Linked DNA regions of Homo sapiens: region 2 is linked to region 1. A link is an interaction called in ENCODE POLR2A ChIA-PET data of the cell type or tissue named here. Cell type or tissue: MCF 10A. All regions are shown on one strand.

Region 1 (5,000 bases):
GCAACCTCCGCCTCCCAGGTTCAAGCAATTCTCCTGCCTCAGCCTCCCAAGTAGCTGGGATTACAGGCGTGTGCCACCATGCCCAGCTAATTTTTGTGTTTTCAGTAGAGATGGGTTTCGCCATGTTGGCCAGGTTGGTCTCGAATTCCTGACCTCAGGTGATCCGCCCACCTTGGCCTCCGAAAGTGCTGGGATTACAGGCGTGAGACACCGCGCCCAGCCGGCACTCTTTTCTTTACCTGCTGGTGCAGTGGTATGAGAAGCCAAAAATGCCTAAGTGGTAGTTACAGCTTCCAATTCAGTGGAACTGTAACTGGAATGGAAGTGTTCTCTCTCCGCCTTCCCTGCTTCCCTGGGACCAGGATCTCCAACCAAGCAGAACTTAAACTTGTGACGCAGGAGGCACACATTCTATGTGTGTAGGTTTCACTGAAAGTGATAGTAAGAAGTGCTACCCCTTGGTTTGCAAATCTATAGGTATTTAGAACAAAGTACCATTATAAATAATTGATAAACCATTGGTTTAGTACATGTACTACATGCCGGAGGACAATGCCCCAGTCTCCTGAGTATTTTCCCCAACCTGGAGCCCTAACTGTGCCTTTAACAAGCCATTCCACCATCCTATTAGGCCACCTACTATTGGATGACTGAGTCACATGGTAAGACCAGTGGGTAAGACCCATGGTTATGTGTCACTGTTGCATGTTCTTTACAATTAAATTGGTCCCTTAGTCCAAAGCAATGTTGTGCAGGTAATCATTGCAGGATCCGTAAGCAAGAGGACTTTGCTTTCCTTTAACAAGGGGGAAAGGACTACTTCTGCCACAGCCACCTTTCCCTTGAAAGATTCAAGGGAAACTGGAAACGAGGGATGGTCAAGTCTCAGGCTTTCCTACCCAAATATCCTCATCCCAGTTCTCAGGTTCCCATTCATTTTCTGACAATGCCCCAGCTTTGATGGAGGAGACCTACAGAGGCTGTGCATTCAGTCTTCGTTGAAACTTTGCCACCCTTACAATTAGATCTTGGGCCTGATTTTCAGTCCAGTCTTTCTCAAGGCTATAGAAGAATAAGAATCTTCAAAGCTGCCATAGAGGCTCTCTAGCTTTCACAAAGTGCCTCAAGTTGACAGTTGGCTGTTCTAAGTCTGTCATTTTATTTTCAAGGTTTCCAATGGAGTTAAGAACACCCAGTCCATTCCATAGTCCTTATAATTACCATTGTCCTCTTAATGTTCCTGTGCCACAGCCACTAGATAACTCAGCACCTTATCTTCTACCTGCACGTTATCCCAATCAACTGCAGACAGACACCTTAGTAATTGTGATGCCATTCTATTCTAAGTGTTATCACACCACCACCACCCCCCTCCTTCTCTCTCCCCTTAACACCAGCAATATATTTGTTGTTGCCATGTGACTGGTGCGCAGTTCAGTTAGAAAATGCCAACCTAAGGTTTTATTTTCTGGGGCCACTTTTGGTACCAACATGCCTTCATATTGCTTCCTCATATGAGTAGTTTATTGGCAAGTATGAATCCAAGCACCAGGAGTGAAGTACAGGGCTTGTATATCAGGGAAGGAAGGAGACCCATTGCGAAGATGCATTGTCAAATGCGTCACTTCCAAAGGCATTTGGTTGCTTAATCCTGCTAGGTAGTTTGAAAGCTATATGAAAGGGCGCCTGAGGGGGAAAAACAGGAAAAGCATATATTCATCAAGTGTTGACCCCATTGGTCAGAGATTTGCCTCATGAGACATTAACAACTCTCTACCCCTACACTTCTGGGATGCACCTGTCTGGGTGCTGATTGGCTCCAGCAAGGTCCCATGGCCCCATCGCATGAAGAAACAAGCCTCGAAGCAGAAAGTGAGAAGCCTGAGGCATAGACTGGAGGCAAGCTCACTCAGGTTATATCTGCTGACGCTGGAATAAGATGAGTGGCGGTGAAATAAGCAGCAGGTGAGGCCAAGATGATCTGAAATGGGACATAAGAGGTGGCTGATATACTAGCACAGCTGAATTCATGAACTGAGATTCATTCCTGGTACATACTCAACCAAAAGTGCCCTGCACATGCTCTAAGCCTCAGCTTTCTCTTTGTAAAATGAGGATAATCACCCCAAGATAGCAGGATTGTTCTGAGAATTAGAGATCCTGCATGTACAAAGCCTGATCATGATCATCTTGGGGAAAAAAATACACTATATATGGCTATTATTAGATGTAAAGTCTTTCCAAGCGCTCACTTACTGGGGGTGCTCATACGAACAGACATCGCGCTTTCGATCACTCATTCAGAATGTAATTGACTCATCATGTACTTTCTCACCAGTGAAATTTTTGTGGCCAAAAGAAACTGAGGGACTGGTGACGCGGGTGACTTAATTTTTTCTTTCACAATCGTCTTTCATCACCCGATTTTATATTTCCTTAGGAAAAGAGGTATAAACACACAGTAAGAAAACCCTAAACTCGAGAATTTTCTACGTTCCCTGGAGCAAGGCCAGCCCAAGTAGTCACACTCAGCGACCCCACCACTCCGCCCTCGCCTGTCTCTTTAAGAACTCGAGGCTCAGCCTCGGGAGAAGGGCGGGCGGGAGCGGGCTCTGCGCGCCGCAGCACGCAGGTTTCTCTGGGAGCTGCTGTCTCTTTAAGGAGGCGGGGCTCTTCCCGGAGGAGGCGGAGAGGTTCCGCCCCCCGGATCTCCGGCTTCCGGCAACTGGGCTGGACCGAAACCGGCGCGGAGCAACTGAGGCCCGAGCCTTCTCGGGACCCGGGGGACGCCTAACCCCGCGAGGTGAGGCTGCCGAGTTTGCGGGACCTGTACGAGGCTAAGGGGGTTCAGGATCTCCTGCCCGCCCGGGCCGCCGCGGCCCAGCTCCTCTCCCTGAAACACTGCCTCTGCTTCGCGGTGTCCCGGGCTGCAGGGTCGCCGACACCCCATTGCCTACTAATTGCCTGACTCCGCTCTAGGCTCCTTACACGCACTCCCATTTAATGACCCCCGCACTGTGTGACTAGGTATCGTTATGCACCCATTTTACAGATGAGGAAACTGAGGCCGCGAGGAGCGCGCATACAGCAGAGAAGCAGCAGAATCGGGAATCAAACCCAGCTCTGTCTGACCCCAGAGCCTGTGCCTTTAACCACTGGCTAGGCTGAACTGCCTTTGTTCTTCACTGTCCCCATCACCTCTTTCAAACCTCAGCCTCTCCTTCCTCATCGTTACATCTCTAGGCTGCACCTGCTCTCTAAACATTCACACAGTGAGTTGAGATTCATTCCTGGTACATACACAACCAAATAAGGTTGAATTGGAACCTTTGGATCCCCGGGGTTAGTTTCTTTGTTACAGTTTTAATATTTAATAATACCTGATGCTTAGTGGTTATCTTTATATAAACCTATTAAACCCCACTGAAAAGGGAGGCAAGGGAAAGTGATACCATTTCTAATACATAAGAGTTGTTTGCAGATACTTTATACTGTCATCCTATTATGTTTACCTATTTTTTTCTTTTAGAACCCTGCAAATTTTCTTCCTCATAATTGGGAGAAGACTCACTGGCCGAATGGCAGCAGTAGATGACTTGCAATTTGAAGGTATACCAGTTGGGTGCCCACCTTTATATTTATGATCACTGTTGCTACAGTCACAGCAAGTATTTTCATTCCTATACTGCCTCACACATTGAAGGATATTATTTCAAACATCTTGGTGGCTGTTGGCCACATCCAGGTGTTTCCTGTTTGTCCACACCAGCTGTTTTTGTTTTTGTTTTTTTTGCCAGATAACCCTTCAGATTGGTAACGAGTATCATAAATTTAGTACAGTGATTACAGAAAATGCTTACACAGTTCCTGCTTTAGTTCAGAAAACATTTATTGAGCACTTACTTTGTGCTTAGAACCGTACAAGATACTGGAGACAAAAAGATGAAGAAGTTTATCCACTGGTGGAGTAGATAAAAATGTAAAAAGATCATTAGGATGAAATGTGATCAGATCATTCCCTCATTGAATCAGTAAATATCTCCTGGTTGTGACCAGGAACCGGGCAATTGTTCTAGTTATCAGGGATAGAAGAGTGAACAAAATAGTTTCCTTGTGAAGCTCTCAGTCTAGTGAGGGGGACATGTATTTATTAAATGATCATTTAAATATATACCTACAAACTATGAAAGTGCTGGAGGAAAAGTTCAAGGAGATATTAGGACTCATAACCCAGAGCCTGACTTAGGCTAGGGATTGATGAACACTTGTTTGTTTGTTTGTTTGTTTCTTTTGATGGAGTCTCACTCTGTTGCCCAGGCTGGAGTGCCTTGGCTCGATCTTGGCTTGCTGCAACCTCTGCCTCCCGGGTTCAGACGATTCTCCTGCCTCAGCCTTCTGAGTAGCTGGAACTACAGGTGCCCGTCACCACACCCGACTAATTTTTGTATTTTTAGTAGAGACGGGGCTTCACCATATTGGCCAGGCTGGTCTCGAACTTCTGACCTTGTGATCCACCCATCTTGGCCTTCCAAAGTGCTGGGATTACAGGCATGAACCACCAGGCCTGGCCCACTTACTTGTTTTATTAACACCTTACCTAACATTTACTATATGTCAGGCACTGTTCTAAATCCTGTACAGATAATCCTTATGTCAACTTTATGAAATAGTTACTTTATTCCCCTGTTTTATTAATGAGGAGACTGAGGCACAGAAAAATAATTTGCCTAATGGTCACGCAGTTAGTAAGGGATAAAATCAGGATTTGAACCCATCCAGTCTGGTATCACAGCTTATGCTGTCTCTGTTATCTAAGGAAGAGATACACTGTTTAAAGATAAATCTATTTCATTTGCAAGTACTAGAAATCCACCTCAATTTGCAAATACTGTCAACCTCGTCTTCAAAATTCATCTAGCATCTGACCACCTCCACCACTACTCTCACCATGCTCAAGGTCACTGTCACCTTTTTTCTGAATTATAGCCTTTACCTTCCTT
Region 2 (5,000 bases), 70 kb before region 1:
AAAGACCATCAAGACAAAAGGAAGTCAAAGTAAAGTTCTCTCACTGTTAAGACTCAGTGAGAGAAGGACAAGAAAGACACCTCCTCACTAAGGCTGTGGGAGGTAAGAAACTTTCCCAAAACAAAGAGAAGAATCATATTTGAATCTTTATTTGCATGACACCGGAGTTTATTCTCTCTCCTGTATATACACACTACTAAGAGAATCTGTCCTTCTGAAGTTGGGTCAGACTGCTTTTTTGTGTAGCAAGCCAGAATTCACTTATTTTCTGAGTCATCTGTAAGATGACATTTTCTCCTAGGTCCAGTAAAGATAAGGCACAACCTAGTGACCAGAGCATGAGATATAAGGTCTGGCGCCAATTCTTTAAGCACGTGGGCCAGTTATAGCCCATCAGTGTCTCCAATTTGACATGAAGATGACAATTTAACCAAGGACTACCAAGTGGATTACTGTTTATTCAATGTGTTGGATAAGACACTTGGAATTAAGATGAAAAGCTGCATCAACCGCAAGGAAGAAAAATCTGGAGTACCTGGTCAGCCCAGCCCTCTGTCTTGCAGTTACTATGATCAAATTCCTTCAAAGGCACTTTGGAGTGAACAAGGCCTATGTGGGTCTGGAGCTTGTGCTTGACGGTTTTGATGTCCTAGTGAGGCAGAGACAGATCAGAAATGCAAATACATTTGGTTAATTCTTACTTGTTTTCAGTAGTAAATAAAGACCATCATAAATACCAGCCCTTTCTAAATACCAATTAGCACAGGCAAAATATCAAATTGTTGAGTCTAGAAAAATGAGAGAAGGAACCAAAAGTCTTACCTTGAGCCCTGTCCCAGAGATATCTAAGCAGTTTAGTTTCCTAAAAGAAAAGAGGTATCCAATGCCTGCATCTGTGATCTCAGGGTTACCTAGATGTCAAAAACAACGTAGCATTCTGTCACAATATAAATGCTGTTAAAATGACAACCAAAAATAAGCTCAGAAAAACGTCCGGGCAATGATAAACTATAAAACATTTGAGTTGGCAAACTTTTCAAAGTAAATTAAATACAGAGGTCTGATCTTTACTATTTGTAATATAAAAGAGCCACACTCAATGATCCCTAAAGATCCTTTACAGCTCTTACTTTCTAGGAGTTGGGGGTGAGCAGAAAAATAAATGAACCAGGTAGTTATCCCAAAGGGTTTAATTTGGAACCATATGAAAACATACATAAACATGTATTACAATGGTTTATCATACTTTATTCATGGCCATTTCACCTCCAAAGTAAAAGCATTTATTTATTTTAAAAAGATATTCAAGGGAACTTAGACACAGATACTATCACCACTCTTACCAACTTGCATTATTTTCAGAATCCTTTCTTATATATTACTTTCTCACGTCAGAGAGTACTACACTTAGCATTGAGTCCTCAAGGCCATAAGCGTAGTGCCTGGCACATTGTAGATGCTCAAAAAATATTTGTTGAATGAATACACTTCCCTGGGAGGTAGGGAGGACATTCATTATTTCTTTTTTTTTTTTGAGACAGAGTCTTGCTCTGTCACCCAGGCTGGAGTGAGTGACGCAATCTTGGCTCACTTGCAAGCTCCGCCTCCCGGATTCACGCCATTCTCCTGCCTCAGCCTCCCGAGTAGCTGGGACTACAGGTGCCGGCCACCACGCCCAGCTGATTTTTTGTATCTTTTTAGTAGAGACGGGGTTTCACTGTGTTAGCCAGGATGGTCTTGATCTCCTGACCTCGTGATCTGCCCGCCTCGGCCTCCCAAAGTGCTGGGATTACAGGCGTGAGCCACCGCGCCCAGCCAGGACATTCATTATTATCCTCATTTTACAAAGGCCAAAACCAATGCTCAAAGTGGTTAAATAACTGGTCTGAAGGTATATAACTGGTAGTAAAAGTGGTAGACCAAGAAGGGTCCTCAGACCTCAAACCACTGCTCTTTCTATTCTTTTGGCATCATACTGTCCTGCCATAGAGTCAATGGATGCTCGGTTAAATTGTAAATGATCTCTGTCAACCTCTTACCATTGGAGTCAATATCTGGTTAATCTGAGTAAATTATCCGTTCATCCAGCTTTTCATCAGGCAAACACTGATAAAAAAGGACCTAGCTGACAGACACCAAGGATCAGAGACTCAAGGAAAATAAAGATGAGTCAAATGTCCTTTAAGTATGCAATGAATATGATGAAAGGTGTCTCTGTTTGCACACAGCGAGTGGCATGGATGAATGTGTAAGGGTTTTTCCTACCCTAAAGAGGTGGTATGTGCTAGAAAAATCAGTTGGCCAGGAGTCAAGAGTCTTTGGCCTCAATCCTGTTCTGCCACCAAGTTTCTATGGCACCGAGGAAAGTCACCTTTCCTTTCTCACCTCTAAAATGAAGAGGAAGAACTACATGATCTCTAAGGCCATTCTTCCAACATTAAAATAATCTATAATTTCGAAGAAAACTTACATGATAAGTCTAATAATGTTAGATTCTCAAGGCCTCTTTTCATCACTCGAACTGGTGCTGTCATCTTCCGCACCCCAGCATCAGATAAACAATTATCCTTCAGGTGGAGCTGAGTTACACTAGGGAAACAAAGTACATACATAAATTACTCAAAGAGAGTTTGAGACAATCTAGGTATAAAAACATGCTTTCAACATTTTCATTTAAAAATATAACATATCCTCTACCTCTTGCTATTTCATACCCAATGCATTTAACAAAGTTAAGCTCTTTTGGGCTGGGCATGGTGGCTCATGCTTGTAATGTCAGCACTTTGGAAGACTGAGGCTGGAGGATCACTTGGGCCCAGGAGTTAGAGACCCCATCCCTGCAAGAAATTTTAAAAAATTAGCTAGCCAAGGTGCTGTGTGCCTGTGGTCCCAGCTACTTGGGAGGCTGAGGCAGGAAGATGGCTTCAACCAAGGATTTCAAAGCTGCAGTGAGCTATGATTGCACCACTGCACTCCAGCCTAGGTGACAGAACATGACCCTGCCTAACAAAAAAAAAAAAAAAAAGATTTTTTGGTGCCATTTCAGTTACCAAGTGAGAGTTAATTTAGTGTCATGCAGTACTAATTTCAGAGGGCAGAGGGCACTAAAGGTATATTGTTGAATGAGGTAAATGGACTTCCACTAGGGGATAAATATACTTTAAAACAAAAGCTGCTTTTCTGACAAATGGTGTGAAAATCAAAAACATTCTAACTATGTCAGGAAAGTCTGCTAAAGAACTCCTATGAGAATTATTTTTGCAAAGCAAACAATCCTCTAAATTTAACCAGCTTTATCAATCTAGATTTTCAGTTTGGGTTAATAAGGTATACCCATAATCCAATCCATCTGATGCTAAGCTGGAATTGGTATATTAATATGCTCCGTTTTCACATAAGAAATCTGAGCCTTGATGCTGGCTAGCCTCACACAACAGCATCTTTTTATGGGGCAGTAGGTAGGTGTCACTGTCAGAAGCAGGCCTCAGGTAGTAGGTTAGACCTAGGTTTGTAATGCTGTTGTTCTTCTGGGTGTTTATAAAACCACAGAGGGATCCATCTGTCCTCCTCTTTGCTGGCCAGAATAACCTGAGATCAGTCAGACTATTTGTGAATGGTATGAACTGGGCCATTTCTTTAAATCATGACTCCTGAAAAGAATTTCTTTGGCTGTCTTTAATAGTTCATTTTCTTTATAATTGTAGCTCATTGATAGTTAAAGTAGCAAACGATAATGATTGTTGACTATGGTATAATGTCTCATCCCTTGCTAGAATAAACTAGGACTGGATAAATAAAGGGCAAAACCCAAGGTGGGTGGATCACCTGAGGTCAGAAGTTCGAGACCAACCTGGCCAACATGGCAAAACCCCCGTCTCTACTAAAAGTACAAAAATTAGCCGGCGTGGTGGGGGGCGCCTATAATCCCAGCTATCAGGAGGCTGAGGCATGAGAATAGCTTGAACCTGGAGGTGGAGGTTGCAGTGGGCCAAGATCACGCCACTGCACTCCAGCCTGGACAACAAGAGCAAGACTCCGTCTAAAGAAATAAATAAATAGGGCCAGGCGCAGTGGCTGACGCCTGTAATCCCAGCACTTTGGGAGGCTGAGGCGGGAGGATCACCTGAGGTCAGGACCTCGAGACCAGCCTGACCAACACGGAGAAACCCCGTCTCTACTAAAAATACAAAATTAGCTGGGCGTGGTGGTGCATGCCTGTAATCCCAGCTACTTGGGAGGCTGACGCAGGAGAATTGCTTGAACCTGGGAGGTGGAGGTTGCGGTGAGCTGAGATCGTGCCATTGCACTCCAGCCTGGGTGGCAAAAACGAAACTTTTGTCTCCAAAAAAAATAAAAATAAAAATAAATAAATAAGGGGCAAAACCACTTTTTAACCTACGTAGCTTCAAGTATTACATATTAAAATAAAAGTTACTTAGAAAAAAAGAGTCAACTAACTGACTTGAGTCAACTGACTGACTTTCTAAGGGTTGTCTAATCTATATTGCTTATACCAAGTAAATGGAGATTGAAAATGTTTTAGGAAAAAAAAGCAAATCAACATAAGAATGGGAAGTAATCAGCATTCCTGAAGATAATCCTGTTGGATCAGCCTTTAAAACAATACTGAAACAATTCATCTGCAAGTGGTGACAGGTCAGTACCTAGACAGGGCTTCATTGGTGAGATGTTCTAGAAGTTCATGCTCATCTCCAAGCTTGCAACAGGAAAGATCCAGGCAGGTCAGCTCCCGGAAAGACTTAATCTCCTCAAGCTTTTCTGAAATCACGAGATACCTACGGAGCGTGGAGAGCAATCAATAGCTTCCCCTCACTACTCTTAAAGCATTACCATTTGTGGATTTGTATCATAGTCAATATCCTACCATCCCATCAGGACACAGTACTATGGAATAAGCAGACTTCACTAATTACTATCAGGGCAAAGGCTGAATTTTTTAATTAGTAAATGCCTTGAACATCTTTTTATGTGATGGTAGA

Evidence for each region. ChIA-PET counts read pairs that join two places held together with the same protein. Peaks named below come from ENCODE experiments on the same cell type or tissue, not always from the same donor. Only the 100,000 strongest peaks of a DNase experiment are listed, where the experiment ranks them.
Region 2: POLR2A ChIA-PET joins it to region 1 with 5 read pairs; 7 of 35 experiments call an interaction of 5 or more read pairs at or near these places.

The regions. Positions count from the first base shown.
Region 1 is chr1:53,887,516-53,892,515 of GRCh38, reverse strand. It overlaps YIPF1 (Yip1 domain family member 1), which reads left to right and starts at 2,719. Exons shown (of 11, transcript NM_018982.5): 1 at 2,719-2,803; 2 at 3,053-3,272; 3 at 3,530-3,609. The coding sequence starts at 3,579. RefSeq lists an enhancer at 2,486-2,780 and a silencer at 3,666-3,960. In MCF 10A, no CTCF peak of the experiment used is centred here; DNase peaks (open chromatin) are centred at 2,355 and 2,625.
Region 2 is chr1:53,957,945-53,962,944 of GRCh38, reverse strand. It overlaps LRRC42 (leucine rich repeat containing 42), which reads right to left. Exons shown (of 9, transcript NM_001256409.2): 4 at 4,665-4,796; 5 at 2,471-2,589; 6 at 823-911; 7 at 536-649. Among named protein-coding and RNA genes, the nearest start is that of LRRC42, 14 kb to the right of the region's middle. RefSeq lists an enhancer at 3,463-4,169. In MCF 10A, a CTCF peak has its summit at 3,095; no DNase peak of the experiment used is centred here.